Regions from separate parts of the Homo sapiens genome. Here regions 1 and 3 are each linked to region 2. A link is a loop called in an ENCODE intact Hi-C map of the cell type or tissue named here. Cell type or tissue: CD4-positive, alpha-beta T cell. All regions are shown on one strand. Each heading gives the region's core, and the rest is flanking DNA. Links, peaks and the distances in the headings are about the cores only. Region 1 holds the start of DCDC1 (doublecortin domain containing 1). Region 2 holds the start of EIF3M (eukaryotic translation initiation factor 3 subunit M). Region 3 overlaps CAT (catalase).

The links. Peaks named below come from ENCODE experiments on the same cell type or tissue, not always from the same donor. Only the 100,000 strongest peaks of a DNase experiment are listed, where the experiment ranks them.
Region 1: it touches region 2 in a loop (4-fold over the local background); 7 of 110 quality-filtered maps call a loop at or near these places.
Region 3: it touches region 2 in a loop (5-fold over the local background); 3 of 110 quality-filtered maps call a loop at or near these places.

The regions. Positions count from the first base shown.
Region 1 is chr11:31,364,135-31,374,969 of GRCh38, reverse strand. It overlaps DCDC1 (doublecortin domain containing 1), which reads left to right and starts at 5,231. Exons shown (of 39, transcript NM_001387274.1): 1 at 5,231-5,273. It overlaps DNAJC24 (DnaJ heat shock protein family (Hsp40) member C24), which reads right to left and starts at 5,110. Exons shown (of 5, transcript NM_181706.5): 1 at 5,058-5,110; 2 at 4,111-4,254. The coding sequence starts at 4,221. RefSeq lists an enhancer at 4,818-5,297. In CD4-positive, alpha-beta T cell, for the core only: no CTCF peak of the experiment used is centred there; DNase peaks (open chromatin) are centred at 5,179 and 7,979; H3K4me3 peaks cover 1,725 bases; H3K27ac peaks cover 901 bases.
Region 2 is chr11:32,578,663-32,589,497 of GRCh38, reverse strand. It overlaps EIF3M (eukaryotic translation initiation factor 3 subunit M), which reads right to left and starts at 5,667. Exons shown (of 11, transcript NM_006360.6): 1 at 5,569-5,667; 2 at 2,354-2,486; 3 at 766-904; 4 at 363-486. The coding sequence starts at 5,610. RefSeq lists silencers at 2,692-2,791, 5,822-5,881 and enhancers at 5,512-5,661, 5,304-5,956. In CD4-positive, alpha-beta T cell, for the core only: no CTCF peak of the experiment used is centred there; DNase peaks (open chromatin) are centred at 4,817 and 5,757; H3K4me3 peaks cover 2,459 bases; H3K27ac peaks cover 1,582 bases.
Region 3 is chr11:34,439,472-34,450,306 of GRCh38, reverse strand. It overlaps CAT (catalase), which reads right to left. Exons shown (of 13, transcript NM_001752.4): 2 at 944-1,115. Among named protein-coding and RNA genes, the nearest start is that of CAT, 6.0 kb to the right of the region's middle. In CD4-positive, alpha-beta T cell, for the core only: no CTCF peak of the experiment used is centred there; no DNase peak of the experiment used is centred there.

The DNA of each region.
Region 1 (10,835 bases), core at 1,028-9,027, 1.2 Mb after region 2:
AAAAGGCATAAATGTGTAAGAACAAACAGGAGAGAAGAGAAAAAAACAGGCAAAAGAACAGGAGAGAAAAGACAGGCAAAAGACACCAAAATTTGAAGAGATGGAAAATTCATCAATAAATGATAACAAATTCAGTGTACCTGCAAAAACTGAAACCTAAGTCTAAAGTGAAAGAGACAAAGAAGTGAGTTCATTCACACAGAGGCAGGAGAAATTGAGGAACGGAAGGCATTAAGTACCTTTGAGAGTGGAGTTGAGGGGCAAAACTAAACAAGAGAAAGACTGGTTAAGACTAAAAAAATGGTTAGCCCTCCACCTCTCTTCCTCACTATAAAGCCAGAAATCACAATTCATTTTATGGGGCTAGCATAACTATGATACTAAATTTAGACATAAACATTACGAGAAAAGAAAATTACAGACAAATATACAGCATGAAATTAAACATAAAAATCCATGACAAAATAATAGCAACTAGAATCCCTCAATGTATAAATATAATAATGCTTCATGATAAGTGGTTTGTTTATCCTAGGGATGAGAAGTGGGTTTAACTTAAGAAAAATCTACGTGATTCACCACATTAACAAATTAAATGAGAAAAATCAATAAATGCAAAAATTCAATAAATGCAAAAAAAAAAAGGATCTAACAAATTTAAATACCTACTTACCATAAAAACTCTTAGCAAAGTATTAATTGGAAGAATTTCCCCAAGCTGATAAAGGGCATCTTTAAAAACATACACCTAACAGCATACTTACTGGTAAAACATTGAAGGTTTTCCTCTTAAAATCAGGAACAAGGCAAGGATACCTGCTCTTAACACTTCAACTGAACATTTTAATAGAAGCAACCAGCTAGTGCCTTAACGTAAGAAAAGGAAATACAAGACATACAGATTGGTAAGACAGAATTAAAACTCTCGTTATCTGCAAATGACATAATTGTGTTGGCAGAAAATTCTAAGAAATTGACAAAAATAGCTATGAAAATTAAAAAGCAAATTTACCTAGATTGTAGGATAAGAGACCAGTATATAAAAATAAGCTATAATTTTATATACTATCAATCAACAAGTGAAAAATGAATTATTTTTTAAAATACCATTTATAATGGAACCAAAAACCAAATACCTAGAAATAAATTCAAGAAAAGATATGTGAGACCTCTACACTGAAAATTATAAAACACTGACGAGAGAAATGAAAGATGGCTTAAGTAAGGAGAAGGATACATGTTCATAGATTCAAAGACTCAATATTATTAAGATGCCATTCTACCAAAGTGGATACCTATTATTGCAATCCCAGTTGAAAACTCAAGCAAGATTTTTTTGGTAGACATTTACAAGCTGATTCTAAAATTTCTGTGGAAATATAAGCAAACTAGAATAACCGAAATAAACTGGAAAAGAAGGATAATATTAGAGAACTAACTTTACAATGACTTTGAGACTGATTATAAATCTACAGTAATCAAGATGGAGGTATTAGTAAAAGGATAAACAACATATAAAACAGAATAGAGTCCAGTAATAGACTCATATTGCCAAGACAGTCCAATGGAGAAAAAAATTTTCAACAAATGATGCTGGCACAACTGAATATACTGAGGAAAAATAAAAACATGACCTCACATCTCATGCTATACACAGAAATCATAAGTCTAAAGGTAAAAGCAAATGACCACTTCTAGAAGAAAACATCGAAGAATATTCTCATAACCTTAGAGAAGATGGAAAGTATTAACTATAAAAACACACATTTGATAAATTATATTTTGTCAAAACAAAAAACTCTGCATCAAAAGACACCATTAAGAAAATGACCTGGTAAATCACAGACTAGGAGAAAATATATACAACATATATACAGAATCAAGAATATATTTAATTTAAAAAAAAACACTTCATAAAAGAAAATTATACAAATGGCCAATTATCACATTAAAAAGGGCTCAACATCATTAGTCATCAGATAAATTTTAAAAAAGCAACAACCCCACAATGGGGTATGACCAGACACTGTAGAGTAGTCCAGTGATTCTCATGGGATGTGGCAATTTTGACATGCAGGCGGCATTTTTGGTTGTTACTGGCATCTAGGATCCTGCCACACATCTTACAAAGCACAGGACAGCCGAAATAACAAAGAATTATCCTGCCCAAAATGTCAATGGTGGCAAAATTGCAAAAACTCCAATAGCCAAAATGAAAGAGACCAATAACATCAAATATTGGCAAAGCTGTAGAGCAACCAGAATTCTCTGATACATTGTTAGCGCATATGTGAAATGATTTACCTACTTTGCTGTTTGACAGATACTACATATTATGTGCAGACTGCTTCTCAGTGGCCAATTAAAGGCCAGCATGGCCTACAAGAACCAGAATGATCCAGTCTACTTTTCCAGGTTCATTTCCCAATTAACTGAGTGAGGTACAAGGATGGTTTAATATTAGGATATTTTTCAATAAAGTCTACTTGATTCTGCTGACAGAAACTTTAAAACTTCTGGGGCAAAAGGTACCTTAAGGTCATTTAGTCCAACATACTACCTAAAGTAAGAATATTAGTACAATCCTGATGATGAAACAGTTAGTCTCTCACAATGAACATTAATAGTTTTGGCAAAACAACACTGATGTAACTGGTATAAACTAAAGAGACAACAAATTCTATATAAATAATGGTTCTTTACTCTTTATAAACTGAGTTAACCGGACGTCGGTATAGAATTACAGACATTGGCTTAAGAAGCATCACAATACAGATTGAAAAAATGAATATAAAAATTCAGAGATATATTTACAAATACTACAATTCATTTAAAAAAAAAAGAGTCGGCCGGGTGCAGTGGCTCATGCCTGTAATACCAGGACTTTGGGAGGCTGAGGCGGGAGGATCACTTGAGGTCAGGTGTTCGAGACCAGCCTGACCAATATGATGAAACCCTGTCTCTACTAAAAATATAAAAATTAGCCAGGCGTGGTGGCATGCGCCTTAATCCCAGCTACTTGGGAGGCTGAGACAGGAGAATCCTTTGAAAGTGGGAGGCGGAGGTTGCAGTGTGCCAAGATCGCACCATTGCACCCTAGCCTGGGCAACAAGAGTAAAACTCCATCTCAAAAAAAAAAAAAAAAAAAAAAAAAAGTCAACTGATAATTAGTGTATAAATGGTCTAAATCAGCATTACCCAATAGAAATATAATGTAAGTATAAATGCCGGCTACATATGCAATGTTAAAAAAGTAAAATGCAAGAGAAACAAACTTTGATATGTGCAAATACATGCATGCATATTATGTATATAAAACACAAAATAGCCAGTAATCCAAAATATCATCATTTCAATATATAATCCACATAAAAACTGTTTGATTATTAACTACAAAGAATTATCAGACAGGGAGTTTAACTGTGATAAGTTTATTAAAGGATATAGTAGAAACAGTGGACAGTATGTATAAAAAGATGAGAAAGAGATAGAAACTTTAAAAAAGGAGCCAGTAGAAATGCTAGATATGAAAATTAGGTAAGAGATCAAGAATTCTTTTAAGAAGTTTATCAGCAGATGGACACAGTAGAGGAAAAATAAAACCAGTGAACTTTAATCAACATAATCAACATAAAAATTGTTAAATTATTTTAATTCCTTTTAAATACTGTCTTTAAAATCCAGTGTATATTTTACCCTTACAGTCCATCTCAAGTCAGGCTAGCCACACTTCAAGTAATCAACAGCCACATGTGGCTAGTAGCTACTGTTGTTTATTATGTAACAACACTTCTAAATATTTTACATGGATTATTTCATTTAATCCTCCCTTGGCACATATAAGAAAAAGTAACTTGTCCAAATTCTCACAGATAAAGATGGACTCAAGATTCTAACTCAAGCAGCCTGACTCAGATCTCCTGCTCCTAACCATGCTTTTCCACCTCAAATCAAGTTTTTCTGCAATATTACTGAAATGTTCAATTAAATCAAATTAATACCTGGATTCCTGCCACTGGTATCCTATTTTCTGGAAACCTAAATTTGTGGTTTCATATAAAAATTGATTTTTTTCCCCTCATGATTTAAAATCTGAAAGAAAAGACTTACCATTAATATGAGTTTTTGATATTTTTGTTTTAGGTCTGATATATTTGCAGATGGGTCTGCTCCCAGGATGCTGTACCAATCCTTTTTTGGCATCTGCTCAACCGCCATCATCCATGGAACCAGAAGTGGGCCTTCTCAGATTAGCTGAATAGAAATATTAATGACAATTCATCACAGTTTGCCATGTATCTAAGAAAAAATTAAGTACTGCCCTTGTAAATTCTTTAGTATTTAGTCGAGTAAATCATGATTATAATGCAAACCTGAGGAAGCACAGATTTTCATTTAAAATGCCCCAAGAATTCCAGGTATAAGTGTACCGACAAGTATGGAAAACGTGTTAGGTATTTCACGATATATATTTATACTTTAATTAATGAACAGCATTAAAAAAAAGAATTTTATAATGAACCAGGTGGTGTATGAACCTCTAAGAAGGTATTTCTGCTAGTCTTATGATAAAACTGGCACACAAGTAAGCACCCACTAAACACGCTGGAGGAGCTTAATGAATATTTACAAAATGAACGAATAAAAAAAAAGCAAAACAGAACATCAAAGAATTAAAATAAATTTGGGGGCATTCCTTCTGAAAGTTTCTCGTTTGCTTTTCCTCCAGATTGTCTGGAGAGCATGATATGGGAAATAACGTCAGCACCAGCTGGTAGAGAACAAGAGTCCCCTGTTATTGGAGAGGCGCTGAGACCTCGCAAAGACAGAGTGAAACTCTCTACGCGAGGATGCCCCAGTCTTCCACGCTCCAGAAGAGAGACCCTACCAGGAGCCCCAGAAATCAGGCAACCTCTTCCCACAGCTATATACACTTAACGAAACAGCCGGGGCCTCCTCAAGCTCGGGACTTGGGAATCTTCTCCATTCACAGTCGGCTTTACCCACCCAGCCATTGGCGGGCACCCTCTCCGCGCTTTATACGACATCAGACCTACCTAACTTCACATAGGCGCTGCTACCCACTCCTCGCCTGCTGTCGGCCAGAACTCCGGACCGGCTTCTTCTTCCGCCGGAAGTCACTGTTCCGACGTGTTCGCGTTTCTGGCCGAGCTGATGTGGCCGTGGCACAGCTCAGAAGCGACGCTCCGCCCACCCCGACGCGGTCTCTATGGTAACCGGTCACCGCTTCTATGGAGTGGCGTTTACTACCAGTAAGTTCCCAAACTGTGAAGAAAGGCGCCTTTGGCTTCGCTCTAAGTCTCTCTTTTCCGGGCCCCGCGACTGTCGCTTCTCTCCTCCTCCTCAGCGAGCACCCCCTCGCCATCCCAGGCTTTCCCCGCCTTTTTCAAAGCTTCCTCCGTTTACCGTACCCTGAGCTACTCTCAATCTTTTCGGTTGGTGCTTGAACTCTGGGGTGAGAGAGGGGTGCGGGGGCAAGGATGTGAGAAGGATGAGGAGACCTGATGCCACTCTCGTCCCTACAGTTCCTTTACAATGTTCTAATTCGAAAATTAAAAGAACTAAAACCTATGCCAGGTAGGGCTAGATGTGCGGGGGATGGGGTCGGTTTAATTTTTTCTGCAGAAGATATTCGACGTAATTATTAATATTTCTTTTAGACCTTAGCAACCAACTTACAACATAAAAACGTTCCAAAATTCTTTCACATTTGCTATTTCACTTCGCTTTCATTTCAACCCAGTGAGACAAGTAAGGCAGGTGCCATTATTCCCACTTTATAGATGAGGAAAGAAATCAAGGATCAAGGCCAAACAGCTAGTTGGGTAGGGGCAGAACAAGGACTCAGCAAGTCTACACATTCCCAGGGCAGCTATGCTATCTTTCAAGCTTACAGAAAAAAGCAGAATGAACTGTTCTTCTTCGAAGCAGTTAGGGGGCACTGCATATGGGCACTGTTGGGGTTTGTTATTGTTGCTGGTGGTGGTGGTGGTGGTGGTGGTGGTGTTTTTCTCACCTTTCTTTCTTCTCCCTTTCTTGATTCCTGTGTTTCCTTTTATTACTTCTTTGTGCTGCTTACTTTACATTAACACCTCTTCCTAGCATTGTACCTGGAGATGAAAACTACATCTTATTTTTGGCCAGCATGACATAAATTTCACTTGGAGATGTTAAAATGGTTTTGTTGTTACTGCTTTGATTTTGCTTTCCTTCTTTTTTAAACTTCTACCAATCTGAGTTTGAGAAGCAGTCAAGATAAACTTAAGCAGAATAAATAAAATAATCTAATATGATCAGTTATTTAATGATGTTATGAACTATAAAGAATAACTGAATGAAACAAGCAAGTTTAAAAATCTAAAGATGAAAGCATAGATTAGGTTCTCCACAGGGTTTTGTCATGTTTAAAGGCAGATACAAAGAGCATCTGGTTTTAGTCCTGGCTGCATCATACTTTCTTGTGTGGCCTCATGAAAATACCTAAAGCAATGGAATTAAGTAGTGTGGTGAATGCTTTTCTAAACAGTACTGTCAGAATGATGCCACCTTGAACATCTCTAGCCCTCAAACTCCCTTCTGTCCACAGCTTGGTTCTTCCTTGTGTAGGTAGATATGCTCCGGTACTCCAGGTTTTTTGTTTTTTACAGCAAAAGCATTTTATTTTGATTTACTATTTATTAGGTTATTGTGTTACCTTATTTATTTATTGGGGTTTGGAAAGTAAGAAATAGTTTTTTTCCCCAGCAATACCAAATATTTTGTCATTTCATCTCTACATACTTTAGTTTGCATCCCTAAAATGTACCAACTTTTTCTTTTATCTCCATAATGTCATTATTGGACTGTCACATAATATCTAGACCTTACTTACATTTCCACGGTTAATTGAAAATGTCTTTTTCTGGTTGGTTTGCTTGACTCAGAATCAGACAAAATGTACACTTTCCATTTAGCTGTTCTGTCTCTTAAATATCTTTTAAATTATAGCAGTCCCATTTCTTCACTAGAACCTTGTTTTTTTCTTTACTTGCCATTGGCTTACTGAATGAGAACAGTTGTCTTACACTCTGCTTATACCAAAATAAACTTCTTAAAACAATTTTTACATAAATTTCTGATCATTAAGCTTCCTTCATTTTTCATTTTATAGAGCAGTACTTTCCAATAGAAATATAATGTAAGCCGTAAGTGCAAGCTACAAAATTAATTAATCTAAAAATTATTAAGGCGATACTTTACATTCTTTTCTCCTACTAAGTCTTCAAAAGCTGGTATGTATTGTGCCCGAACACACCTCAATTTGAACTAGCACATTTCAAATGCTCAGTAGCCACATGTGACTAGTGGCTACTGTATCCAGCAGGGCAGGTCTAGAGAATAAAGTCCTAACTCCTTAACCTAGCATTCAAGTTACCTCTTCAATATGATCCTTACTTTTCCAACCTCCCCTATTATCTCCATACATTAAACATTTAAACAATTGGATCTTTTCATGGTACTGAAATCAACCCAACAGTCCCATAGACAGGGTTTTGTTTGTTTGTTTAGTTTTGTTTATTGGGGTTTTTTAAATTAATAAACATAGAAATGGACACTTCTTTTCTGAAAGCTTGAAACTTGCATTTGTTTTATCTTTTTGTTTGCTTGTTTGAGACAGAGTCTTGCCCTGGTGTCCAGTCTGGAGTGCAGTGGCATGATCTCAGCTCACTGCAGCCTCTACCTCCCAGGCTCAAGTCATCTGCCCACCTCAGATTCCCAAGTAGTTGGGACCACAGGTGCATGCCACTATGCCTGGCTAATGTTTGTATTTTTTTTTGTAGAGATGGAGTTTCACCATGTTGGCCAGGCTGGTCTGGAACTCTTGAGCTCAAGCAATCTGCCTGCCTCAGCCTCCCAAAGTGCTGAGATTACAGGCATGCGCCACTGCGCCCAGCCACATTTTGTTGATCTTTATCTCAGTTCCTTCCTCAAGAAAGGATGCCCAGACCTCTCAACAAGTATCAAAGAGCTGAAACTCACCAGATTACTGCATCTAGACAGTGATATGCCAGACCCCTCATTCTTCGTTATTGTTTCCTTACCCTTCCTTAGTTCCTGTTTTCTCATACGTAGTTAACATTTCTTCCCTGTTATATAAACCCCTAATTTTAGTCAGTGAGGAAGGTGAATTTGACACTGATGTCCCATCTCCTTGGCTGCAGCATCTGATTAAAGCCTTCTTCTTTGACAATAATCATTGTCTCAGTGATTGACTTTTTGGGTGGTAAGCAGCAAGACATAGATGGAACTCCTGGTGTTTTGGTAACAGCATTTCATCAATAATTGTGTTCAAATGCTTCTCCTTACTTATAACACCCTAATTCTTTTCTTCCTCCTATCAGAGTAATCCCTGCTTTAAGGCCTATCTCTTCCATCAAGCCTTTTATGATGGCCTGGTCCTTAGAACTTACTGCCGCCCCTCAACTTTCATAGCAAGTCCTTTGTATATCACAGTATATTGTTTTCCTTAGAATATATTCTGATTCCCCAGTTGGGTTGCAAGCTTTCTGAGAGCAAGAACACCTCTCCAGAGAAACTAAGAACCAGCTATCTTGCCTCATTCTCTGGAGTTCTAATGATACATAGCTCTAATAGTTTTGTTTCTCAGTATCTTATATTTAAAAGGCAATTTATCCATTTTATGTGAAACTTACATAGTGGAAATATAAACTATGTTAGTATCATGGTTAAAAGCATGAACTCTAGAGTCAGAACATATGTGTTTAGTCCAGGCTTTTCCTCTTACGGCTATGTGAACTTAATTCATCTCTTTGCTTTGGTTTCTTCCTCTGTAATATGGGAGTAATAATAGTATTTCCCTCATAGATTTGTTGTGGGAATTAAATGAGATAGTTGTGCCTGAAAGTAATAAGTATTCAGTAAAGGTTAGCTATTGTTGTTATTATTAATTAATAATATTTGTTGCACATTTGATATATTAGAATGTTGGACATTCATAACAGTATTTTAGGAATTTCCAAAGAGAGCAAATGACAGCAAGAAACAATTGAATTGGAAAAATAAAATCAAACCCAAATATTTGTTGAACTGTACATTTGGTTGGACTTCAGAATAAATTAAAAGGATAGGCAAAACTTTAGTTTGCGTCATCAGCATCTAACATAACCAAGGTAGGCGTATATTAAATATTTGATTCCCAGATGATTGATCAAGTGCTATAGATGTAGCTAGATACATCAGGAGTTTAAGATCCTTTGTCATGATGATAGGAAAAAATGACATTGTTATTAAATCTATCACTTTGGTACACGCCTGCCCGTAAACTAACGTCTACCAGACATTCACAAATTCTTAATTTGATGTCATACTAGTCAATTGTGCTTCTCATTGATGGATAATAATGGAAATCTATATCTATATTATATAGATGTATACATATAGTGTACTTCTGCTAATTATTTCCTATTCAGGATTATATTTACTTGGCTCTTTTGGTAGTTCCATCACCAACTATTCCTTCATTTCCTTGATTTTTATTTCTGAATTTTAGGATTTTTATACCAGTGAACTAAGCTGTATTTAAGTACCATGGGATATGATGGTTATGTTCCAAAATTGAATGATTGTCTCTAGAGCAACTTATAATCTACTGGGAAGATAGAAAAACCACCAAAAACTAGCTAGTTATTTGATTTTTAAAAGTCAATGATATATATACAGCCTTCATTCACCTATTGACTCAATCGACAAATATTTGTTGAGTGTCTCTTATGTACCCCACACTCCGTTAGTTACAAGAGACACAAAACAAAGTTGACTGTAGTCCTGTCAAAAGCTTAGTTTATCTGGGTAAACAGACATTTAAAAAGGAACTGAAATAACTGTAGGAAGTACTATGCCAGAGGAAATACCAGGTGCTGTGACATTAATTAATAACTTGCAGGTATACTAATACGTAGAATAGATTACTTGAATGATTAAAATCCTTGAATCAAGATGAAGCTAATCCAGGAAGATGTATGAAATGTTAAGTTTTAAATAGTGTTTTGAAGGAAGGGAGAGGTGAATGACTAGGATGAAAGAAACTTCCTTTCTTCTTTTTTTTTTTTTTGACAGATTAACATAAAGCTTTAGATAGTATTGAGAATCAGCTCTAATGAATAATCCTAGCTCATCTTTTAGAAATGGTTTTCATTTTTCCCTTTGTTGGTTGTCTTAACTCAGTCTATTATCTGCTTTGCCATTTTGACAATAGTCATCATCGATGAACTTTCGTTGAGTTTGTGCAAGGCAGTACACTAAGCAGGAGAGAAAGAGGAAGAGGTAAATATTTTTTGCGGGCACCGCACTTGTTGCTGTGTTTTTCTTGTTTTTTAGCATTATGTGTCAGTTCTTTCTAACTTTTTTCAGACCTCTTATAGGTCTTTATCTTATCTGAGATTTATGTTCCTGTTTTCCTATCTTCACATCTAATGTTTTAATCATTCCATGAGCCTATTAAAAATATTGTCTGTAATCCATCTTCTATTTATCTTTAATAGTCATACAAATACCAACTTGTTTTTTCCCCCATTCACTTGTTTGCCCTTTTCTCTTTTTTCTTATCACCACTCTGGTTTTTCTATGCACTTTCCAACTACACTGAAATTTGTGGTGATCTCTTCCAGTCATGTGGGGATATGCATTTATATACAGAAGCTCCTTGACATGTGATGGGATTATCTCTGATAAGCCCATTTTAAGTTGAAAATATTATTAGTGCCTTAATACATCTAGCCTACTGCACATCATAGCTTAACATAGCCTACTTTAAT
Region 2 (10,835 bases), core at 1,851-9,850:
AACATATAAAAGTACATTTCTGGCTGGGCGTGGTGGCTCACGCCTATAATCCCCAGCACTTTGGGAGGCCAAGGCAGGAGGATCAACTGAAGTCGGGAGTTCGAGACCAGCCTGACCAACATAGAGAAACCCCGTCTCTACTAAAAATACAACATTAGCCGGGCGTGGTGGCGCATGCCTGTAATCCCAGCTGCTCAGGAGGCAGAGGAAGGAGAACTGCTTGAACCCTGGAGGCGGAGGTTGCGGTGAGCTGAGATTGCGCCATTGCACTCCAGCCTGGGCAACAACAGTGAAACTCCGTCTCAAAAAAAAAAAAAGTACATTTCTTATAAGCAGAACAACTATTCCACACAGTAACTCACTTGATCCAGCTCAGTTGGGATGTACTGGATGGCCCCACAAGATGCTGCCACTTTAATAAGGCTGCAATACACTGTGTATCTTACAGGAGTATTCTTATCCATCCCGTGGAAAAGGTTGCTTAACCTGGTTGGTTAACAAACAAATAAACAATGTTTGAAATCAGCAACCAGTTTTAAGTTGAGGTTAGCTCTCACCACAAACCTGTGGCAGGTACCGTTAACAACTTCATATTACAAAGGAGGAAACTAGGGCACAGAAAGGTCAAGCCACTTGCCCAAGGTCACAGCTAATATGAGCCACAGCTGAGAGTCAAGTTCCAGAATTCCTGCTCTGCACCATTAAAAGTTAGTAACATGAAAAAAGCACCTAGAAAAACTGAGTTTCTTTCAGATCTTAACTTACAACTGCAGTCTCAGAGACGGGCGTTCACCTTCGCGAAATTTGACCAGCTTTTCACATAGGCTTTCAATCAAAGCTTCTTGCTTGTCTGGTTCCAGGATCAAGAGTAGGGATACCACACTGTTCATCACACTTTCAACATCTACACAAGTATGGATAACACAATCAACAGTGATACTACAATACTCAATGCGTCTAGTTAAATATGCATTTCCAGTGTTTTAATACAATGAAGACCATCAAATGTAAGACACTTTCGCATTCAGAAAGCAACTTGTATATTTTATTAAAGAGGAAGGAAATTGATACCTAAGATGTGGTTTCTTTTTTTTTTTTTTTTTTTTTTTCAGATGAAGTCTTGCTCTCTTGCCCAGGCTGGGGTGCAGTGGTGCGATCTCGGCTCACTGCAACCTCCGCCTCCCAGGTTCAAGCGATTCTCCCGTCTCAGCCTCCCAAGTAGCTGGGACTACAGGCACCCGCCACCACGCCCGGCTAATTTTTGTATTTTTAGTAGAGACGGGGTTTCACCATATTGGCCAGGCTGGTCTTGAACTCTTGACCATGTGATCCACCTGCCTCGGCCTCCCAAAGTGCTGGGATTACAGGCGTGAGCCACTATGCCTGGCCTATGATGTGGTTTCTAACTAGTAAAACAGAGACTGATTTACATGTATATAAAGTTTCAATTTTCACTGTCATGATATTCAATCATTTGGAAGTTACTGGTATGATTTAGGACTAGGATACTTTCTTAATTAAGGAAAACTTTGTGTATACATATAGGAAATCAGAAATTAAAGCTGTCAGCTCTCTGCTTGAATTAGTTATTTTTAAGTATTACAGATATTAATCATATCCCAAATTTAATCTAATTTTTTTGTATATGTGCTGCCGAAATCAGCATCCAAGTTTGATCTCTAAACCTTAACTAGAGATTTCCGAACTCAACAATTCTGAAAATTTCCCATTCTATCTCAATAAACAGGAAACTGGCCTAATAATTAAATGGCTATTAGATTACTTGAAACTGTATCCCATTTGATGTTAATCTGAAACTTATGAACAGGAAAGAGCTTCATTTTTTTCATTTTATTCTAAGACTATAAGCATTTAGTGTAATAACACTTAAGAAATACACCTATGTATAAAATAAAGGTTTTCTCAAAATAGGTTTACTTTATAGGTATAATAGATTACACAAACTGAAAGCATGTGTGAAGGTAAGATTGAAAACAACAGTGCTTAGACTCTGGTTAACAATGTATTGTATAGTTGAAAGAGCTAGAAGAGAACTGTTGAATGTTTCCAACATAAAGAAAAGATGTGTGATATTCCAATTACCCTGATTTGATAATTACACATTGCATACATGTATCAAAATATCACCTGTGCCCCCAAAATACATACAACCACTACCTATCTATTTAAAAGTCCTGTAGTCTGAAATTCAAAACATATAAATACAGTCAGCCTTCTGTATCTGAGGGTTCCAAATCCTCCTTGCCTCAGATAATGAGGGACGACTCTATAATTCACAAGAAAAATTTAAAAGATTTTATTAGGAAATATTAGAAAAAAATTAAAAACAAACCTTTATCATCCTCCTTCAGACACACATCACAGGCTTCAATAATTTGAGCTAAATCAACATGAAGTCCACCTTCCGAGTTCTCTTCTGAAATCTCAGCTCCTTTAGATTTCAGATAAGCACGAAGCTCAGCAGCCTGTTGAGGATTGCTCTATTATAAAACTGACTACGAATGACAAAGCACAATCTCAAATTCTGTCCTCTTTCTGAAAAACTAAAACGGAAATACTGTATTCAACAACTATTTCAAATAATGTTGAAGACCCCTCCCTCACCTCATCCATCTTGGCAATCCCACAAGAGCCACAGGTTTTCCTCCATGAGGTCCAGTGGCTCCTTAGACACACTACAGCCCCCATGGATCACCTTCAGAATTTCTCTCATGTAGTCTGCACCCTGCTGGACTTCCAGCATACAGCAAAAATCTTTTTGATAATATAACCCAAAGGGTTTGGTGGGGGTGTGGTTGCTGGGGAGAAGAAATCAATCTGACTTGGCAGATTTCATTTTTTTGAAAGAAATGAACAATAGTATTGCTCTCAAGTACACACATAACCACAGCTACTAGAAAAGTTACAGACATTACCTTGGCAAAAGGGTAATCATTTGTTAATCAGTTGAGAAGCTATTTGAGATAAGCATTTTGGTTCACAAAAGGGCAATGCGGTGAATGCTGCCTTAAAATTACATCGAACTGGATCTGTTATGTAACTAATCTCTTAAAATTAAAAATGCATATCTGAGTCAGCATGCATCTTCGGACCTATAAAAACACAACTACAATAGCACATTCAGTCACTTGGACATTTCCTACCCTACTACCGAATTATATATATTTATTCCATTTTTCTTCTGGGACTCTTTATGGCAGCCAAACAAACGCAGTTTTTTTTTGTTTTGTTTTGAGATGGAGTTTCACTCTTATTGCCCAGGCTGGAGTGCAATAGCATGAGTGCAATGGAGCGATCCCGGCTCACTGCAACCTCTGCCTCCGGGGTTCAAATGATTCTCCAGCCTCAGCCTCCCAAGTAGCAGGGATTACAGGCATGCGCCACCATGCCCAGCTAATTTTGTATTTTTAGTAGAGGCAGGGTTTCATCATGTTCGTCAGGCTGGTCTCAAACACCTGACCTCCGGTGATCCACGGGCCTCGGCCTCCCAAAGTGCTAAGATTATAGGCGTGAGCCACCGTGCTCAGCCTGGTTTTAAAGATAATAAAATGAGGATGTGCAACAGGAATATGAAAGGATACCATTAGTAAATGCACAGGCATTACATTTTCTAGACCAAGCCAAAAAAAAAAAATTCAAAGCCATCAAGATTTTTAAACCCCCAAGTATATTTAGTTGCCTCAGGAAAGTATTAAACCTGCAGATCTGACGGTACTATCCTTTCAGGTAACAAGAACACAGTAACTTCATAGAAGAGTTGGTATTATAAGCAAAATTAAAAAAAGAAAACAAACTGTCACCATGTCAGAGAAAACAAAAATACCTCCAGAAATCATGCTTCATGCTTCTCTATGGAGGAAACAGATACACAGCAAACTTTTTCTAAGAACTATTGAACCACGTTTGCTGTTTTTCTGTCATCCTCACTGCCACAAGTGGTTGTGGAAGCAGCATAAGCAAAGGAAAACAAAAAAAGATAAAGAATTCCATTTAACTCTAATCAAGCTGAGAATTTCACCAAAGTTAAACTAATCCTGAGCAATTTCATATTTCCCTGAAAGGACTGTCTACAGCGATACTGATGTTACAAGAACAGAAGCAGAGCCTGAGAAAAGACACTTTAAGATACGATCAATGACAAGAACTTCCTCCATTCACTTTGTATGTTAAAAAAAAAAAAATTCCAAACACTTTCTCAGTTAACCTAACAGCCAACTGTTGGTAACATGCTTCCATTTCTAATCAGGTATCTTTTTGTCTTTCATATCTTCCTATCTGTGCTTAACCTCCCCATCCTTGACCTTTTCTCCGCCTTTTGCATTTTCCCTTCTTACTTTGCTCTTCAGAGCATCGGAACTGCATTCCTACCATGGGGCGGGGGGAGGAGAGAGGGGGAACTCACTCCCGCAATTCTGTAAGTTGTCTTAGACAAGTAAACTTCCATGCGAAGTTTATGATATCCAATCATTTGGAAGTTACTTCCGTGTTAGTGGAGTAACAGAAATAAAACGACAAAGTTAGGACTTCACAGAAGAATTTTCAGCAATACAAAATTAACTTAAAGAATACGATGTCGTGTTCAACTCCTACCAAATAAGGTTAAACTTTTGTTATGGGGAAAATGAGAACCATCAGCCCTGTATACCAAAGAGCAAACGCCAAACGGGAAATTTAAAAATATCAGGATGGTCCATCAGGTGTATGCCTCACAGAATTTAAGAGCTGAACTGATACCATACTTCCGGGGTACAGAACAACTCTCACCCTCATACAAGTAGGAATAGAAAGCAAGTGTAAAATACGGGTCGTCTTCGCCTGTGATCGCACAGTAATACGGGCGTTTTGATCTTTTTTTTTTTTTTTTTTTTTGAGAGGGACTCTCGCTCTGTCGCCCAGGCTGGAGTGCAGTGGCGCGATCTTGGCTCACTGCAAACTCCGCCTCGCGGGTTCAAGCGATTCTCTTGCCTCAGCCTCGGCAGTAGCTGGGACTACAGGCGCGTGCCACCGCGCCCGGGTAATTTTTTTGTATTTTTAATAGAGACAGGGTTTCACCGTGTTAGCCAGGATGGTCTCGATCTCCTGACCTCGTGATCTGCCCGCCTCGGCGTCCCAAAGTGCTGGGATTAAAGGCGTGAGCCACCGCGCCCGGCCCGGCATTTTGATCTTTAGCACAAAATTACTTTTCCCTACCCTGCTTATGCTAACTACAGATTCACCACCTCCCACTCCGAATGTGGCTGCATTTGACGGACGGAAGCAGACATCATTCCTCATCAGTCTAAAAGTACTATGTCGTCAGAAATGAGTCCCGACGCCGACCAGGGAGCTGGCGGTGAAGCGTCGGGCCCCGCGCTGGGACCGCCGGCCGGCGAGCTGGTGCGAATCGAGGCCAGGAACGCGCGCCCCAGCCACCGGCCTCCCCATTCTCGCGTGTAGAACAGCTGCGGGTGTCAGCCCCGGCCGCCCGGCCCAGGCTCGGCAGCGGTCCCTTGCGCTACTAGGACATCCCCCACCCCACCGTGGCGGCACCCGTAGACCGAAGCACACCTGATCTTCTTCACTGATGTCGATGAAGGCCGGGACGCTCATGGTGCAGGCCCGGGCACAGCGGACACTCCACTCGCAAGACCACGCCGACCGGAAAAGGGAACTGGGCCGCGCGACGCTGCTGGCGCAACTGCTTCCGGGTCACCCTGAGCGGCGACCTGTTGGGGCGGGGCCTTGAGAGCCAATCCTATCGCGCGCTCTCGCCGCGGAATGCAGCAGGGCGTGGCAGACGCGCTCGGGCTGGCCTAGTGGGTGGGACTTACTGGGCCTCCACTCAGCGACGCTTGTCGCGGCCTCCAGTTTTCAGGCCCGTGTAGCTAACTGCATTGATGTTGCCTCCCGCTGGCGCCTCCCTAAGTCCACCTTCCCTTGAAATGTTAAGCTTGTTGGGTCTTACCAAGTATGGATGGGTTTGTGTAGACCTGAAACTCTCCTGTACTGCTGTTGGGAACATAAAATGGTGCAGTCACTTTGCAGAGGAGCGGCAGTTTCTGAAAAAGTTCAGTATCCACCCAGCATATGACCCAGCTATTCTTCTACCCAAACTGTATGTCCGTACAAAGACTTGTACAAGAATGTTCATTGCCGCTTTTAAAAAATAGCAGCTTTGGCTGGGCGCAGTGGATCTCACGCCTGTAATCCCAGCACTGTGGGAGGCCGAGGTGGGCGGATCACTTGGGGTCAGGAACTGGAGACCAGCCTGGGCAACATGGCAAAACCCCGTCTCTACTAAAAATACAAAAATTACCGGGGCATAGTGGTGCGCGCCTGTAATCCCAGCTACTCGGGAGGCTGAGGCAGGAGAATCACTTCAACCTGGGAGAAGGAGGTTGCAGTAAGCCCAGATCATGCCACTGCATTCCAGCCTGGGCGACAGAGCGAGACTCCGTCTCATAAAATAAATACACAATTCAGTAGTTTTTAGTATTTTCAGAGTTGCACAACCATCACTACTATTTAATTTTAGAACATTTTCATCACCTACAAAAGAAACTACCCATCAGCAATCACTCCCCAGACCCCCGGCCCCACCTCTCTCCAGCCCCTGGCAAACACTACATTTTGTCTCTATGAATTTGCCTTTTCTGGACATTTCATGTAAGTGGAATCACAAAATACACGGTGGCCTAAGTCAGACTTACTTCATTTAGCATAATGTTTTCAAGGTTCGTCCATGTATCCCTCCTATATTCCTATTTATTGCTTATAATATTGCATTGTTATGGATATACCACATTGTGTTGATTTGTTCATCAGTTGGTGGACACTTGGGTTGTCTCCATTTTTTGGCTATTATGAATAATGTTTCCATGAACGTTAGTGCACAAGATTTTGTGTGTACGTATATTTCTCTTAGGTATGTACCTATGAGAGGAATCAGTGGCTTATTTAGTAAATTTATGTTTAGCTTTTTCAGGAGACAGTTTCCAAAAAGTTAACACTTTATTTTCAATAGCCAAAAAAAAGGAAACAACCCAAATGTTCATCAATAGATGAATGAAGTGGATCAAAAAATTGTTATACATCTGCTTAATGGAATACTGCTGTGCAACAAAAAAGGATGAATTATTGATACATGCAAAAACACAGATGAATCTTTTTTTTTTTTCAGTCTCTTCAGCCTGGGTGACAAAGTGAGTGAGACTCCATCTCTTAAAATAAAAGCTTGATTTTTTTTCTTTAGTTGACAATCCCAAAATAATTCAAAATAATTTTGTTCAGTTAATCATCATACTGTATGATTCCATTTATATAAAACTCTAGAAAGTAGAAACTATAATGACAGCATTATAGATTGCTGTTGCCTGGGGGCAGGGATTGGGTAAGGCGGGGGGAAAGATGGATACAGAGGGGCTTGAGGAAGTTTTTGGGGGTTATGGATGTGTTCATTATTTTGACTGTGATTGTGTCATGATTGTATACATATATAACATTTTTCAAAGTGTGCAGTTCAAAAATGTGCAGTTTATTGATACCACAATTATACTTCAATATAAAATAAATGCCAAGCAAAGGAAAAAAACAAGGTTGAGGGGATAGAGGACACAAAACATCTGGCTAGACTAAATTTGAAAGGATTCATTCTTGCATGGAATAGCCTTAACAATGTGGAAAGTGAAACTGAAGGCAGGGAACCTGTGTCATGTTCACCCTGCATTTCCGCACCCACCTCAGTGCCCAGCCCACAGCAGATCATCAGGAAATACCAGTTGATTCTGAAGGAATAATCCCTGGGCTCCTCCCCTCGCCTTATTATTGCAAAGTTCGAGGAATACAAACTCAACAATACAATACCATTTTATCAAATATTTAAAAGACTTGTCTCTTTTTTACTATTGTTATTTTTTTTTTCATTCTGTGATCCTTGTGAAGTAAAAGAACACCCAGGGAAATTCTTGAGAGAGGATATGGACAGTTATTTAAAACTTTAAACTTTCATTCATTCAAAATAAACACACACACACACACACACACACACACACACACACACACACGATGGAGGTGTGGTAGGCCCGAGTAGTCTTGGGAAATGCAACATTTGAGTAGGAAATGCGGAAATGCCTGTCCTCAGTTATTTAAAACTTTAAACTTTCATTCATTCAAAATAAACACACACACACACACACACACACACACACAGGATGGAGGTGTGGTAGGCCCGAGTAGTCTTGGGAAATGCAACATTTGAGTAGGAAATGCCTGTCCTCACCTAGGTCAGGATGAATCTTGTGAGACAAAGTAGCAAACCTAAGAAGGAATGTTTGCTCATTCTGTTTGCCAGAGAATTTCGCAAAGCCCCTGACTCAGTGAGTGAGGGCAACCCTCTGGAAGAATACCCTAAAGATAAACAGGATAGAGCACAGGTCCCCATTCTCTTGCCTGAATCACTGCAGTTTTAGAAAACATAAGTTCAATGATCCTAGCCTCTGCCTCTTCATGTGCATGGGTATAATGCACACCCATGTCTGACAGCAATAATGATTATGTCTCCATAATCTATAACCAGATGGACCCTGGCACCCAAACCATGATGTGATTTCGCTCTAATGTAACTTCTGAGCACATTTAATGTAACTTCTGAGCACAGGCAGAGCCACCACTGATGTACACAAACTGTGTGCGGAAACACTGCTTTGGAGCAGTTTAACAGAAACTCTCTGGAAGACTCTCTGGGTTGCAATCCTCGGTAAGACCTCTGAATAAAACTAACTTTAATTCTTTAAAAGCTTGGCTGGTGCGGTGGCTCATGCCTGTAATCCCAGCACTTTGGGAGTCCAAGGCAGGTGGATCACTTGAGGCCAGGAGTTCCAGGCCAGTCTGGCCAACATGGTGAAACCCTGTCTCTACTGAAAATACAAAAATTAGCTGGGACCTGGTAGGCTGAGGCAGGAGAATCACTTGAACTCAGGAGGTGGAGGTTGTAGTGAGCTGAGATCACGCCACTGCACTCCAGCTTGGGCGACAGAGTGAGACTCCAAAAAAAAAAAAAAAAAAGGAAAAGGAATCACCAGGGAGTTGAACAAAGCCCCACCATCTGCAAGGCAGTATTATCTTAGTTTAATTTTTACCTGAAAAATACAACCAAATATGTACAGTTTTTCTTTATTGTTTAATTTGTCTATGTTCCCTTTGTTATCTCCTTTCTGATTAAAAATTCCGGAAAATGTGGATTTAACTATGTTTTTAAGTATTCTATTTGCAAGAGCCATATTAATATATTTGCTTGAAATTGTATTATTGGAGCAAAGTTATATTTTTTACAAGAATGCTTTGCATGACAGTAATATCTAAAATTTGTTTTCAAGTCTGTATCAGCATCTCAGAATGAGGCAATTATTCATCTGATAAACGAAAGTATATTTTTATGCTAAAATAGTATATGTGGCCAGGTGCGGTGGCTCATGTCTGTAATCTCAGCACTTTGGGAGGCTGAGGCAGGCAGATCACCTGAGGTCAGGAGTTCGATCAAGACCAGCCTGGCCCCCATCTCCACTAAGAATACAAAAATTAGCTGGGTTTGATGGTGGGTACCTGTAATCCCAGCTACTTGGGAGGCTGAGGCAGGAGAATCGCTTGAACCCGGGAGGGGGAGGTTGCAGTGAGCTGAGATCGCGCCACTGCACTCCAGCATGGACGACAAGAGCAAGACTGTCTCAGAAAAAAAAAAATAGTATATGTAGTTGATTACCTAAATACTAAGACTATGTATAGAGGGTAATCCATTCTAAATAGGTGTCATTTATAGTATATTAGCACATCATACTTTTACTGAGTTGATGAACTATGAGCTCTGAAAAAGTGGGGATGTGTTCATTATTGCATCCCATCCCTTTTTTATCAACGTGCCTGATAGATGGTGCAATAAGTATTTGTTGTATTAGTGAATGATACTCTAAATGTTAACTCGCTAGATAGATTTGCGACAAATCTTTGAAAATTGCTTTAAATTTTAATTTTGAATGAAAAAAATTTTAATTTTGAATCAAAATGAGTGATCACAACATTCTAGGAACCCATGGAAAAGATTTTTTTTAAGCATGGCAAAGACTGTCAACCTGACATCCGCCCTCTTATTCCTTAGCAGCAGAACTAAGGTGTAGTTGTAGGTGCCACAATGCACCCTTCTATGATACGAAATTGATAAGCTTTCTTATAGCTAGGTGTAGCTGGTGAGATGTGGATGGAAATTTTGAGAGCAGCTTCTGGCAAAGCTCTTTCTTGGAACTGACTCTTTTGCCCTTGCCCCCCACCGCCACCCTCCACTTTTTTTTTTTTTTTTGCCTAAAACATGGACTTGATGGTGGGTGCTACAGCAACCAAACTAAAACCAAGACGTGGCCTTGGTGGAAGCCATGTGGTGGAGAGGAAAGACGGAAGGAGCCCATATCCCTGATGACATTAGGAGAGTGTGATGCCAGCCCATGACGGCCTACCCATGAATTTATTTTACATAAGAGGAAAATAAACCTCCATCTTGTTTAATGCACTATTATATTGTTTTTTTCTTGTATACAGACGAAACTAATCTTGATTGACACAGAGAAAAAAGTTTGAAGTCTAAAGTCATAATTTTGTAAATAAAAGGTTTATGTTAGTGCAAGTTAACAAATTTGTATAATGCATATTGATGGTGGGAATCTTGGAATCTCTCTTAATGCTGTTGCAATGTAACATTGAATTTACAAAGCTACCATCTTAGGATCTCAGAGATTTATAGCTAATAATTAAATTGTATACTAGCGATGCAACATATGATTGCACTGACT
Region 3 (10,835 bases), core at 986-8,985, 1.9 Mb before region 2:
AAACCCACCACCCTAACATAACTACCCCAAATTTTGCAGCTCATTCCAGTAATTACCCAGTAAGTACATCATTTAAACTTAGTTGCAATTGCAGTGCATGTGTCTATGTCTGTATTTCTGTACAGCAGGTCCTCAAACAACATTGTTTTGTTCAACGTTGTTTCATTATAACGTTGATGAGAAAAAAATCTATTCCTAGCTGAGGCCACCATCTGTGTGGAGTCTGCATGTTCTCCCCATGTCTAGATAGGTTTTCTCCTGGTACTCCAGCTTCCCCCCACATCCCAAAGATGTGCGTGTTAGGTGAACTGGCATGTCTGAATGGTCCCAGTGTGAGTCCACCCTGCAATGGACAGCATCCTGTCCAGGGCTGGCTCTTGCCTTGTACCCCAACCTGCCAGGACAGGCTCTGGCCTCCCACCACCTTGAACTGGAATAAGCTAGTAAATAACTATCTTATTTTACTAATCTTTCTTAAAGGTATGTATGGCTCACATTTATTTCAATGTTTAATATAAGAGGTATTTTGAGTCTCTATTTAGAAGTTTGATGATGTTTTATCAATCAGAAATATGCCATAGGAACTTAACTCTTGCTTACGTCAATTAGCCTATCATAAAATTGGTTTCATTACATGTCGTTTAAAGTCAAAGTTTCCAAGAACCTATTGATGTTAAGTGAGGACTTATTGTATTTTTATTCCTTCAATGATGGGAGAAATGGAAGACTGCTATTTTTAAAAGAAACTATTTTATATATAATGTTTAACCTGAGGAAATAACCATCATTTATTTACTAATTTCCCTACTGCTGGATGTTTTTCCTTTCTCCCACAAATGGAGATTTGACACTTGTGTTAAAGGTCTTCCAATCCTTTGGGAAATAACACTTGACCCAGGTGCTGTGAAACAATCTTTTTACAGCAAATAAACACAGCACTTACCTGCTCCTTTAGCATGCACAACTCTCTCAGGAATTCTCTCTCGGTCAAAATGAGCCATTTCATCAGTGAAAACCACATCCTGAACAAGAAGGGGCCCACGGGGCCCTACTGTAATAACATTAAGTTTGTCTCCTACTGGGTTACCAGCTCCAGTGGTCAGGACATCAGCTTTCTACAGGAACACAGAAAGAAAGTGCAGGAGAGTTAGCACAATCAAACCTTTCATTTACACTGTCACGGGTACATAGCTTTGCAATGTTTATACCATCTGCCCTCTTTTTTAATTTCCTGTGTCCAAAGTACTAAAATCTGACAGGATGGGCCATTGCCTGAAACTTTTAGTGATGCCCCAGAAACCCTTGACAAATCTCAACACTAATCTGCTAAGAAACTTGCTCTGAAGAGCAGAAAGATGATTTTGGAGCCTGAAAATGTGCTCAGCACCTGCTCCAGAGAAAGCCACTGGGTTCTGCAAAGCTCCCAGTCAGAGAGGTGCCCAAAAGCGTCCTACAAGCTTAACAGTGAAATGTCCAATCCAGCAATGAGAAGACGGTCTCCAGGGAAGCTGTGCTGGTCAATACTTTACTCAGAACTTACAAACGCTTTATTACTGCCACGATCTTCAAGTGCGCTACCTTGTTTAGTGCATCTCAAGAAATGTACACCAGCTATTTGCAACATCTCTTTTCAATTAAAAAAAAAAAGTCAATGGCTTTCACTGTCACTAAAAGTAAACTGTTACTGGTAAGGTGGATTATAGTATTAATGTTTTAAAGATAGCAAATGTCTCTGAAATGGGATAGGTTATTTTACTGTAATAAATAATTAATTTTAATCCACCTGATTCTCCAATTTCAGTTACATCAGAAGACACTCAGCTGTCCCTCCTCTAGGGTTAGAGCGGCATTCTTCTAGCCCCACATGATCCTGGAAGCTCATAGCTTCATCTAGTTCCATGGTCAGAGAATACTTTTGACCACAGACAACTGCCTCTGCAGTGTCTTCCCCGGGTCACTGGAAATCAGGAGAGACACGTAAGTGACGCAAAGCTACGCCACCTCCACCTGGGAGAGGAACTCAACGCTGTCTATGACAAAACTCAACAGACCAACTTCACACACAGAGAAAAGCACTATTTTTAGTATTTCCACACACCTAGAGTGGAGTCTGTAGTTTTACTCCCCATGCATGTCTGTCCTGTACATTAAAATAAATTCCTGCCTCTTCTCTAGAAGGCAATACGGTGGGGAGTAGGCACTTACAAAACCACAAAAGATCTGTGAGCTGTTTGAAAAAAGATATTGAATAAAGGAGACCGTGCAATTTGCAAAACTAATAAACAAGACCCTCTCACACACTAGTAAATGCCCTTGCCACTAGAGTTATATCTTCATCCAAGTAGGAAGAGGCCAACATGGCAGCAGGGAGAAACTATGAGTGCCAGCACTAGAGCCTGGGTCCAACTTCCAGTTCTACCAATTACCAGCTATGTAGCTGCTGGTAAGTTACTTATTTATGAGTCTCCATTTTCATCTGCAAAATAGAATAATAAGTACCTCCTAAGGTTAACACATGAATTAAAAGAGTTAAATGTAAAATGCAAGCCACACATTCAACACATATATGCTGTCACTTCACTGGCTGTGAGAACATGACCTCGCAGCAGAAGGAGCAAAGCATTTGAAGTTTTATTTTTCTAGTAATCATGACAGATGCATACTCCTCCATCCACACTCTCTCACTCTACCATCTCTGTCCCTAAACCCATCTAGCAAAGCCCCTTCTAAACTGTCACAGTTTAAGGGTCCAATCAACACTTACCACCCAGTCACATCACTCTTTTGAAGATACATATGTTGCTAATACGTGTGACCCTCTGTGACGTGCTAATACGTGTTACCCTCTGTAGGTTTATTTTTAATTTAAAGTAGAAAATGAACCAGAAAAAAAATTTCTACTTTCTAAAGTAGAAAATGAACCAGAAAAAGAGCAATTTCACCTTTAGTTTAAACCTAAAGCCTTGGTTTTCAACCTTGGCAATGCACTAAAATCACCTGAGGAGCTTTTTAAAGCCTCCTGATGCCTGGGCCATCCCCCCTAGAGATGTCTGATAGAAGTGCCCTGGGTGAGGCCTGGGCTATTTTTAAATGACTCCTGTTCAAGCTAGGATTGAAAACCACTAACCTAGAACTATTGGGTGATAACAAAGTTAAAATAATTAGAGAGCCAGAGCAAACCAAATCTGTTCACTCTTTAAATGCTCTTTTCAACTTACAAACAAGGTATTTAAGGAAGCCTTTAAAAAATAAAGGGACATCCAGGCTGGGCGCGGTGGCTCACACCTGTAATCCCAACACTTCGGGAGGCTGCAGCAGGTGGATCACCTGAGATCAGGAGTTCGAGACCAGCCTGACCAACATGGAGAAACCCTGTCTCTACTAAAAATACAAAATTAGTACCAGGTGCAGTGGAGGGGTGACTGTAGTCCCAGCTACTCGGGAGGCTGAGGCAGGAGAATCGCTTGAACCCAGCAGGCGGAGGTTGCGGTGAGCTGAGATCGTGCCATTGCACTCCAGCCTGGGCAACAGCAGCGAAACTCCGTCTCAAAAAAAAAAAGGGGGGGACATCCCATAAAAGGTACAAGTATGAGAAAAGATACCAAGAAGCTCAGTAAAAGGAACGCTAAACAGATGAGAGTGTTATTTACATGCCAGCATTCTTAACGTGGGGAGGGAGCTGCCCCTAAGGCAGAGATGAGAGCACATCACATGTTCCCTTCTGGTTACCGGGTCAGGGTGATATGGTCAAGAATAAATACCACACCCAAAGGCAGCAGGTGCAGAGTTGGATAAATGAATAAAGTACTAAAGCTTGAGGTGGTCTTTCCTGATGACACTGACTATTAAGAGTGGGAATGCTGGAATTATGGCAGTCCTCCCTCCTGCCCAATGAAGGAATCCCCTCCTTAACATCAATCCTGTTAAGAAATGAAACCTGAGTTTTTAAGTTACAAATGGAGGCTTCAGAATCTCTTCCATTTCCCCACTCTAACAGTTAGATCAATTGTCCTCATTTATATAACAGCTTTCCCCACAAGCTCATGTATATACAATTTACCTTCAAAGCCAGTGGGGCAGGAAAGCTTCAACAGTCAGCAACAGAAAAGGGAAGCCAGGGAGCAAAAACTAGAAAGGAAAAGATCCCCCAACTTCAGGGGATGTTTAGCGCAACATTGGATAAGAGGAACTGATCTAAACTGAAAGATAGAGTATTAATATTAGAAGGTGAGGAGCAGGATGCGGTGTATTTAAGATGAAAATAATTAATGCAATGAAGATTTACTAGATGAAATGAGAGGGTGGGGCTAGAAAACGGACCACGCAAGTTATCTCACTTAAGCCTGTCAATAATCCAGAGATCAATATTATTAATCCCATTTAATGGGCGATACTACAAACTCAGAAAACTTAAGTAACTTTGCAGAGATGTCAGTGTTGTGGCACAGGTTTACTTGTTACATGTAACACGTAAGGACAGGCAAAGAGATTTCCTCCAACTTGCAATTATTGTTTTTAACTCAATGAATAACTTTAGAGCCAGAATATTTTTAAAGAGAGAAAAGCTTCTCTATGGCTGGATAATTTTAAGACCTCTCTCTGGAGAGGTCCTTGTTAACATGTTTACATCTTCCTGGCTGCTAGCTCCCATGACATCCATACGTACCTCTCCTGAACTGCTCTCTCTACCCTGCCCCACACCACTCATGAAGCAGGGCCAAGGGCATCTTCTTGTGCCCCATATAACAAAATATTGTAATTGCCTGTTTATGTCACTGTTTTTCTTTTTTTTTTTTTTTTTTTTTTTTTTTGAGATGGAGTCTCGCTCTATTGCCCAGGCTGGAGTGCAGTGGCATGGTCTCAGCTCACTGTAACCTCCACCTCCTCCCGGGTTCAAGCAATTCTCCCGTCTCAGCCTCCCAAGTAGTTGGGATTACAGGCGACCACCACCACACCCAGCTAATTTTTGTATTTTTAGTAAAGACAGGGTTCCATCATGTTGGCCAGGCTGATGATCTCAAACTCCTGACCTCAAGAAATCCGCCCATCTTGGCCTCCCAAAGTGCTGGGATTATAGGCGTGAGCCACCGCGCCCAGCCTGTCACTATTTTTCCTCTCTAGACTGTGTACTCCTTTTACATCTATATACCTGATCCCTAATACACTGCTCAATATACTAACAAACATAAAACAAATGTGTGTGGATTCAGCATGCAAATAAACTAAACCACGGACCAATATGATATGGCCAAGAGCCTTTCTAACAAGCAGGAGGAAGCAGCAACAGTCTATCCCTCTCCCTGCATCGCCCCTCCAAAAAATGAGAGAAATATTTTAATTTATAAATTCTGATCAAACACCTTTAGACACACTTGTTATGAAAACTGCCACAGAAATTAGCTTGGCTAAAAACTAGCACAATTATTAGAAGTAGGGACTTAAAGTAAAATTCTATTTTGACTTTGCTGCCTTTATAGGCTTCTTTTGGCCAGAGCTAATACATAAATGAAGAAGTTTTCCTGGGAGGAGTAAGGTTGGCTTCATCTGGTGAAATATTTTATCAACATATTACACTTTCCACTTAGTAGTTCCCTTCACTCACAGAAGTTTCAAGAACCTAAACATATTCTTCCACTTTTAATTAAAAGATTGGTTAATGCAAATTGCCCATCAGTCCCAGAGGAGTCATAATGACGTCTTTTCATTCTGTGATAAAGAATGTGCCTAGCGTTTTCTAGCAAATAACTGCCTAACATTCTCCATTTATTCAACAAAGATTCAAGTGCCTACAACGTATACACCCACGTACAGGAAACCAAAGACTGTCCTGACCTTCAAATTTCTTGGTCTGTGGGAAAATAATAAGGGTGGTCTAGATATTGACTGCTGTGGAAGCTAAAGCAATTCCGTCTTAGATACTGATCCACCATGCTGACTTCTGATTAACTCCAGTTTTAAGATTTCCAGTTTATCTATTATTCCTTGTGAAAGAGCCCCTATTTACTATAAATCCTGCCCTGAGGTCAAACAACCTTGACATTATCATACTTCAGTCATGCCATACCTCCCTTCTGAATCGCCCTTCCCTATGGTATTAAGCCCTGGGTCTGAGGGGTAATGGTATGGGATCCACCATCTTGTCTCGCCAACACGCAAGACACAGACATGGTTTCTGGTCCTAAGTCCCTACTAAACATTTCTTTCTGAGAAACTTGATTTGTCAGCCTCTTTCTTTGGCCTCTCAGCTTCCTCAGACTTTGGGGGTAGGTTTGCATAGACCTACCCACCATGCAAAAGCTAAAAAAAAGAAATGAAACCTTAAAAATTTCTGTCCCATCTCCCATAGTCTCTCCCACTGCACATAATGACTTAGCGATTCCATACCTAGGTATATTTCAGGAGAAATGAAAGCACATGTGGACCAAGGGTTAAGTCACTCAGTCACCCCTTCTCCATCCCAAATGTTAGCAGTGTAACATCAATGCAGTTATTACCAGGATTACCCTAAAAAAATATAGACCCTCACAGGCTATAATGCATAGGCAACTCACTGACAGAAATGGATAGTCTAAGACTTAACCTCTCTCCCAGGTAATAAGAGAACTGTATAAAAAGGTAAGGTTTGAAATGTTCAAATTCTCCCATTTTAAAGGGATCAGAGGCTACTTATTAACATTTCCCATTTACCCCCAAGAAAAGAGCACTGGCAGCAAGCTGCACTTAAAAAAAAAAAAAGGAAATGGGTTAAAGGTAAGTATCTCAAAAGAAGAGCCCATGGCATTCTAAGCAGTGAGCAATAAAGTTCCCATTTAAGTTCCCTTCAAAGTGGCTGGGAATACCTGCACAACCACCTCCCTCCTGCCAAGAGAGAAAAAGAAATAAGAATTTTTAAGTGGATCGAGGTCATACTCATGAACACATCTGACTCAATGCTCACTTATTAAAGTTTACAAAACTCCCAATTCACCTGTCAGCAAACCAAATCTGACCACAGAAGATACGCCCAATAAATTGCTTTCACATGGTTGACTGTGTTTCCAAAATAGGACACTCTGATTCTTGAGAGAGGAGGCAACAGAGTGTTCGCCTATAGTAGTCCCAAACCATAAAGCTCTCCTAGATCAGTAAAGCATCACAACTAATTGGGAAGTGGAAGACATCATATTAGCACAAAGCTGCCCACTTAGATAAAAGCATTTACCAAGCAAGGGGAGATTTTTTTTTAATACCATCTGTTACTGTCATAATTTTCTAACAGAATATCTTAATGTCAGAAAGTAAAAATGACATATTCTTTAAAAAGAAATTATGTTGCATGTCCATTGCCGCATCACAAGAAAATGGCTGGACAGATTTTCACCAAATATGAAATGTACGCTTTGGATAATATAGTAGAGTCAGCTTCCTGGACAGGGGGTAGACTACCCCAGGTGTGGCCTGTAACAGAGTTCTAGCCAACAGAATGTAAGTGGCAGTGACCCTGGACCCTAAACCTTCCCACACTCATATACCCTTCTCCACGCTCTTGAGCCTTCTGTGCTGGACAGTGACGCCCATAAAAGCCATGTTTGACCAAGGGGGAGCTTCCTTCAGCCTGGTGCCCTCAATAACTGTGGGAAGCAGAGCACCCACCCACCTCCTTCAACCTCAAACCACTTTGGGCCATTCATGTAGGAAAGGAATACATTTCTTTTTTTTTCTTTTTGAGATGGAGTTTCACTCTTGTTGCCCAGGCTGGAGTGCAATGGCAGGATCTCGGCTTACTGCAACCTCCGCCTCCAGGGTTCAAGTGATTATCCTGCCTCAGCCTCCCAAGCAGCTGGGATTACAGGCATGTGCCACCACGCCCAGCTAATTTTGTATTTTTAGTAGAGACAGGGTTTCTCCATATTGGTCAGGCTAGTTTTGAACTCCTGACCTCAGGTGATCCGCCCACCTCAGCCTCCCAAAGTGCTGGATTATAGGTGTGAGTCACTGCACCCGGCCATAAATTTCTAATATGTTTATACCATGATACATGTTGAGATTTATTATTATAACACTTAGCCTACACATGATTCCACATGATTGAACTTAAAATATGGGCTATGAATTAATAATTTAAAAGCAATTCAATTTTTAAAAAGACAGAAAATTTGAACATATACTTCAAAGGAATATATACCAATGGTCAATAAGCATGTAAAAAGATGCTTTGCATCATTAGTCATCAGAGCAAAGCAAATTAAAACCATAATGAGATACCACTGCACACCCAACAACTAAATGTAAAAGACTGACAACACCAAAAGTTGGTAGGATGTGGAGCAACTGGAACTCCCATACACTGCTGATGAAGTATAAAATGGTACAACCACTTTGGAAAAAGGCTCAGCAGTTTCTCATAACACATTCACTTACCTTATGACCCAATAAATCTACTCCTAGGTATTTCCTAAGAGAAATAAAACCACCTGTGCACAAAAAGACTTATGTAAGAATTTTTATAGCAGCTTTATTTATTTTTAATTTTTAAGACAGGGTCTCCCTCTGTCACCCAGGCTAGAGTGCAGTCATGTAATCATGGCTCACTGCAGCCTCCACACCCCAAGCTCAAGCAATCCTCCCAACTCAACTTCCCGAGTAGCTGGGACTACAGGCATGTGTCACCATGTCTGGCTACTTCTTTTATTTGTTGTAGAGATGGGTTTTCACCATGTTGCTTAGGCTGGTCTCAACTCCTGAGCTCAAACTATCCTCCCACCTCAGCCTCCAAAAGTGGTAGGGTTATAGGCATAAGCCTTCATGCCCAGCCACAGCAGCTTTACTTACAATAGAAAAAAAATTAAATAGCCCAGGTGTCCAGCAACAGGATATCCAAATGGTGGTATATTCAAATAATGGAATCTTACTCAGCAATGAAAAGAACAAACTGCTAATACATGAAACAACTTGAATGAATTAAAGGATGGACAGACAGATGGAGTAACGTAATAAAAGACACAGGGCAAAATGTTCCTTGTAGAATCTAGATGGCAGATATATAGATATACACTGCAAAATTTTTTCAACTTTTCTGAATATTTGAAATTTTTCATTTAAAAAAAGTGTTTGAAAATTATATAGGCTATAAGGCATATGCATAATTCCTTTTGGAGGGCCCTGGGTGGAGGGAGAAGTGCCTAAAAGAAGTAAGCGGTTTTTACTAAGAGCAGCTAAAACTGAGGAACAGTAAGACATCAATGTGACTGCCAATCAGGACGATGTACACAGTGCCCTGAGATGTCATGGACAAAGGGGATGGCTGTATTTCAATTAAGAGCCTCCCAACTATAGATGTGTTTTGGAGTCAGCCATTTCTCACATGGGCAACTATGTAAGGTAAATCAACAGCAGGGACTTCAACAGTTCATGATTCTCCCAAACAAGGAAGAAGGCAGCTAGTCTCAGAATAAAGGGGAGTCCTTTAAAAATGAAAATATTACACCTGTAATCTCGGTACTTTGGGAGGCCAAGGCGGGCAGATCTCCTGAGGTCAGGAGTTCCAGTCCAGCCTGGCCAACATGGTGAAACCCCATCTCTACTAAAAATACAAAAATTAGCTGGGTGTGGTGGTGGACACCTGTAATCCCAGCTACTCGGGAGGCTGAGGCAGGAGAATTGCTTGAATCCGGGAGGCGGAGTTTGCAGTGAGTGGAGATCATACCACTGCACTCCAGCCTGGGCAACAGAGCAAGACTCCGTCTCAAAAAAAAAAAAAGAAAAGAAAAGAAAAAGAAAAAGAAAATATTTTGTTTTGTAAAAATCTCACTACTTTGTCCACACTTTTCTCAATTCACCGAGTATTCATGAAAACTTCAGTGTGAACCAGGATTTGCACCCACTGGGTAAGGAAAGAGTCTTGGGTCCAAGAAGCTGAATTCTAACCTTGTCTCTGCCACTAAGTAGTGGCACATCCTTTACTAAGACTCTACCTCTCTCTGGTTTACTTTAAGAGCTCATGAACCAACCTAATGGTATATAACAAAGAACAGGGCCAAGAGGGGAGATTTTCCAGGCCCTTGGAGGAGAATGGCAGCCTTTTCCCAAACAGGGAACCATTAAAGCAATCCATGAGCACTTAGCATTAATACCCCAGTTCACGAACCTGAGTTTTGAGCAAGAGCACTAGGCAGAATAGGGAAAACAGGGCTGCAGTCCTCTGTCTACCATTAACCAGCAGCCAGGGAACAGGGCAAGACCTTTAGACTCCCTGGGCCAATCTGCCAACAGTAGACTCAGACCAGATGTGGTCTCATCTAATCCAACCTCCTCATAGATGCCCTCTGAGACTCTGCAGCCGTGGGCACAGGCCAGGAATGCCTCCCCCACCACCAAGTTAAAATCCTACTCATTTAAAAAAATTCCTGTTCAAATGTCACCTGCTTTGTCCGGCCCACCTGGTCACTCCCTCTACATTCTACAGATAACCTCTATTAGAGCCCTCACCACGCTGGAGTGTAATCATCTGTTTATGTGTCTCGTCTCCCAGACTAGACTCTCAGCTTCTCAAGGGTGTTGTTCTTGCCGCACTGGAATTTGTACACCTTGCCCCGAACAGTGCCTAGCACCTACAGGTGCTCAAAGAATAGAATAAACGCATTAATCAATCCCTAATGTCACCCCCCAGCTCTAAAATGCTAGGCTTGACATTTTGAAGTGCAAATGAGACAATGAATGTAAAAGTTCTTTTATTTAGTCGTTTAATAATGTGCATAGTACGTACCAGTCACTGTGACTGGTGCTGGAGACCTCAAGATTGTAAAACACAATCCCTGCCCTGCTGGGACCCCACAACTATGAAAGCGTGTAAACAG